2 separate regions of the Homo sapiens genome follow, and region 2 is linked to region 1. Evidence: chromatin loops called from intact Hi-C (ENCODE). Cell type or tissue: HCT116. All regions are shown on one strand.

The links. Hi-C counts contacts between places; a loop is a spot of excess contacts. Peaks named below come from ENCODE experiments on the same cell type or tissue, not always from the same donor. Only the 100,000 strongest peaks of a DNase experiment are listed, where the experiment ranks them.
Region 2: it touches region 1 in a loop (11-fold over the local background); 10 of 110 quality-filtered maps call a loop at or near these places.

The regions. Positions count from the first base shown.
Region 1 is chr1:68,110,473-68,112,972 of GRCh38, forward strand. All of the region lies in intron 6 of GNG12-AS1 (GNG12, DIRAS3 and WLS antisense RNA 1), which reads left to right. It also overlaps a transcript of WLS not described here. Among named protein-coding and RNA genes, the nearest start is that of DIRAS3, 61 kb to the left of the region's middle. In HCT116, a CTCF peak has its summit at 1,533; a DNase peak (open chromatin) is centred at 1,539.
Region 2 is chr1:68,009,337-68,011,836 of GRCh38, forward strand. The region is part of intron 1 of GNG12-AS1 (GNG12, DIRAS3 and WLS antisense RNA 1); the gene reads left to right. Among named protein-coding and RNA genes, the nearest start is that of DIRAS3, 40 kb to the right of the region's middle. In HCT116, a CTCF peak has its summit at 956 (motif pointing left); a DNase peak (open chromatin) is centred at 945.

The DNA.
Region 1 (2,500 bases):
ATTAAATAAAAAACCAAATGTCCAAGAAGAGCCAAGACATTCTGAGGACAAACAGGATGAAGGAATGTGCTTTTCTAGATTGCAAGCCTTATTAAAAAGCTAAAGTAATTAAAACAGTATGGTTTTGAGGTAAGGATAATCAAATTAGCCAGTGGAACAGACTAAGAAGCCCCCAAAAATCTCTGTCTCTCTCTCTCTCTCTCTCTCTCTCTCTCTCTCCATATATATATGTGTGTGTATGTGTATGTATATATATGTTTGTATATATATGTGTGTATATATATATATATTTGCTCGATAAAGGATATTGTGTTGTAGATCATGAGTGGCTTATTCAATAAATGGTGCTGAGAGCATTAGTTATCCATATAGGAAAAAAATTAAAGAGGCTCCTTATTCTCTTACATACAAAAATTAATTTTTGATGGAACAGAATCTTAAATATGGAAGGCAAAGTCTTAAAACTTTTTGAAGAAATTTAGAATATTTTTATAATCTTGAAATTTATTTAAAGAATTTTTTTGAAAGACACAAGTACCCATTAAAAAAGAAAACATTGGTAAATCAACTACACAAATCATCAAAGATACCATAAATGAAAACATAAGGAATTCATATCTAGATTAATCTTGACCGTGGTCTTAAGACTTCCAGCCTCCTGAATAGTAGGAAGTAAATGTCTGTTGTTTAAGCCACTCCATCTATAGTATTTTTGTTATAGTAGCCTGAGCTAAGACAGCTTTATATAAGCCTTTGGGGACCATAGATGAACTACATCACTTGGTTCTAGCATGTTCTGTGGTTTCAATGCAGAAACCTAGAGAATAACTAAGGCTGGGAGAAAGAAGGACCACACTGGTGGGAGAAGCTGGTGACAAGTGGTAAGGAGTGGGCAACCTGGGTACTAATTCTTGTTTTTTCTTCCCCAGCCTTGTGGTCTTGGCCAAATCACCGGGCCTGCTGTCTTTTCTGTAGAGAGAAGGGCTGCTCGGTTCTCATTTGGATTCAACCTTTCCAATGCAGCATTTAAACACGGAGGAGGGATTTTTTTGGTTGTCACAAGGACTGGGGGACCCTGCTGGCTAAATATCCTCCAATGTGTGAGACAGTTGCACCCTAAATGCCAGTGTGCCCCTATTGAGAAACATCCTCTCTATAACAGTCCTTTGAACGAGCCCTTTACATCTCTCTACACATACATGATGTTTGCTGGTGGGTCGGGAAACATTTGGATACTTTATGAAGCATGCAGGTCTCCACCCAAACCCACAGGTCAGATGGCTGCTGTCCAAACTTTAGGATCTTTAGGGCTGCAGATGAGATGCTCTGTTCTGGTGTATGTCCTGCTTGGGGGGCTGCCCCTCCTTGCCAGAAGAAGATTTAGTTGAATTCAATTGAAGTGTACTATTACCAACCATTTGCTCCCTTGTTCTGACAGCCAGCAGGAGCAGAAAACTGGCTTGCTCTGGTACTAACTGCATTCTCAGAACCGTGCATGCAGTGCTTTATCGTTCTGTTCAAAGCTAAGCAGTGCCCTCCTTGGGACACTCTGGGAATGTACAGTATTCATTGCTCTAAGAAAATGCCTTGGCCACAAGGAGAAAACATTCGCTGGCTGTGGCTTGAGCCAACTGGGTCAGCGCCAGCCTGTGCAGATGTCTTTGTGGACAGAGAAGAAGTCCCTCTGGGAGAAGGCAGCCCATGCTAGGGTGCATAGATTGATGAGAGGAGTGACAACTGTATTTCTGTCCTTACTTGCTCTCCTGGCCAGGTGCTCTTATGCAGTGCACTAGCTGTACAACAGTACCTACTGGCTGGACCCTCTCATTCTCTACCAATTCAGCAGTCTCCTCTTGGCTTCATTCAGGAGGCTGTCTCCCCATGGTTGCCTGAACCCAAAAGCAAAATGTGTGGGTCCCACCTACTTCTCACGCTCTAGTTCTAAAGAATGGGCCCAGGTGTCCAGCCTCCACGGCCTGACATTCAATGCTGTGTACACTCCGGTTCCAAGTTGCTTTTCTACTCACTGCACCCCAGACTCTCTGCTAAACAGGCTACTTTAGTCATTGCCACCCAAATAATGCTTGTGAAGTTGCATCTCCACACTCTCATACTCTTCCCTTACCCTCACCTTTTATCCAACTCTTTCAAGGCTCGGCTCATTTTCAGTCTTCTGGGAAGCCCTCTCAATTGCCCCCAATCAGGAGTTACTGAAAAGTGTCCTTGTACCTCCCATTGGTCACCGACTGCACGGTTCATGTATTGGGAACCTTGATTGTTAAGAAGATTTTAAGTTCCTTGAAGGTGGAAACCTAATGAGAAGACTTGCCCTTCAGGCTCCTCTACTTAAGAATCATTCCAAGCAATTACCATGGAAACAAATATCTTCTCTTCCTGGCCTCTTGGACCAAAACAAACAGACAAACTGTTAAAGAGCAAGGAATTTGGCTCCCTGCCTAGGTTGGCAGTGAGAGCGTCAGAACAAGGTTGAGGCCAAATC
Region 2 (2,500 bases), 100 kb before region 1:
GATTTCGGCTCACTGCAACCTCTGCCTCCCAGGTTCAAGCAATTCCTGCCTCAGCTTTCCGAGTAGCTGGAATTACAGGTGTACACCACCGCGCACAGCTAATTTTTGTACTTTTAGTAGAGACGGGGTTTCATCGTGTTGGCCAGGCTGGTCTTGAACTCCTGACCTCAGGTGATCCACCTGCCTCAGCCTCCCAAAGTGCTGGGATTAGAGGCGTAAGCCACTGTGCCCAGACATTTTTTGAATGAATTCTCTGGAGTCTGTTTCTCTCATAGTATAGTCTCTGCTGGCTGCTCAGCTGCTCTCTAAAAAATTGTTTAAAAAATTTTACATCTGGCTTTCATGGGTTCACTGCTGAGTTGGCATAGCTCAGTGGCCAGCCAATAATTCATCAGAAGTTTTGCTTAAACACCTTTGCCAGGGTCAAAAAGGCCTCTACCCTTTGAATCTCATCTTATGAGTTATGATGAGTGTATAAATCAGTGTTCAATCACAGAAACAGAACCAGTAAGATATATCTATCTATCTCAATAAATATATTAAGAGATTTAATGCAAGCGATTGGCTTAAGTTATTGTAGGGGCAGGCTAGACAAGCCAAAACCTGAAGGACAGGCTATGAGAAGAGAAGCCTGGAAATCTAGGGAATAAGCTAAAGCTTCTGTACATAGAAAGAGTTTCTTCTTCATCAGGGAAGCCCCAGTTCTGTTCTTACAGCCTTTCAACTGATTGAATCAGGCCCACTCAGAAGAGCTGGGATAATCTCCCTGATTCAAAGTCAACTGATTATGGACTTTAATCATATGTATAAAATACCTTCCACAGCAACACCTAGATTTGTGTTTAATTGAATAACTGGGGAGTATAGGCTAGTCAAATAGGTAAAATAGAATCACAGAGAGCCATTGAATGGTTTAAGCAAGGTAGTAATATGATCATGCTTGCTTTAGATAAATACACCCTCTGGTGGCTAGGTAGAGGAAGAAGGAGCTGGAGGTTCTTGTAATAGACAAATTAAAGAGATATTAATTGCCTGAATTAGCACTATAACACTGAGTTTGAAGAGGAGGGTTGAATTACCATAAATATTTTGAAAGTAAATATTTATAAATGTATTTATATATAATTGTAGGTTCAGTTACACAGACAGTGTAGGGTTGGTATATAGAGTAAGAGTAATACTCTGTCTCACATTTTACATTACATCCGTCTACCGATCATCTATTAACCTCTTGGAGTTGCCATTTTCTTATCTGTACCTTTTTCCCTCAATAAATACGTTTTTTTCCAAGTTCTGACAATAAGCCCCATGCTGAAAGCCCTGGTTATCTGAATTGCCTTCCATTTATCCTTGTATTTCCTGCACAAAACAAAGACCACAGGAAGTGAGTTAGAATACTCTGGAAGATGAGCATATCTCATTTCCTTAGGAGTATATTGCAAAAACCTGTCTACCGAAAAGTAACACTTATGGACTGACTAAATGCATGCCCAAGCTTAGAGAAGCTGCAAGAACAGGAGTAAGCAATCCAAGAGGCCCAGGTGGCCTAGAATGCATCAATTTGTATTTATCAGTAGGAGCTCTGCTCCTGGATGAATGCAGGAGTTGAAGCTGACTCTGCTTCCCTGCCCGTGCTTCTAGAGCCTTTTGTGGGCTCCTGTGTTAGCAGTGCCAATGCCCCAGAGAAATCAATCACAAGACCTGAATTTGAGTCCTCCTGTTTCTTTATGTGGTCCTGGGAGGTGGCAACTCTAAACTTTGGGACAAAGGACAATCTCCAACTACCGCTGACCTTGGACTGCTAAGTTTCAAGGGCAAGATACATAGAAAATGAACCTGAACAAATGGTTTCTTTTCATTATCAGCTGTGATTTGAACCTAATTTCTCTGTAGAGCTCTTAGTCCCAATGAGCAGAACTGGGAAAATGTTAAGGACTCTCTTTGCACTTTTAGCTTAAGGTCTAGGCTAGGAAATGCCTCAGAAGACAAATGAAGCCTCCCTTCCCCTGATCCCCTATGTTGTGGTACCCTTGTGGTGTCTACTTGACCTTCCCAGGACATGGATACCCCTTCCTTAGCCTCATGAGAGAAGAGATATTTCCAAAGCCAAATGTAGAAGACAAAAAAGGGAAAGCTGAAGATCTAACATTCAGATTCCAGGGTTGTTTTTTTTTTAAATCATTTTCCTTATCACACTGAAATCTCTGCTCCAACCCTGAGCCTCTATCCTCCTTGGTCTTGATCCAAATCAGTACTTTAGTGCTCCACAGAGACGGAGTCGGGGCGATGGAGGGGGTAGTCTTGGCCTCTCTCTAGAGGCTGCCTTTCCCCCAAACCCTCTCTAACTGTAACTAAATCTGTTTGCTTGTATTAGTGGAGAAATTGAGTTTCAGAAATCATTATGCAGTTCATGTGGGTGCTAACATTTAGGTAAGCTGCCTGACAGCAGAGCTATAACAAATCATTGCTTATTGCTATGCTGCTCTGTAGAGTCCTGAGA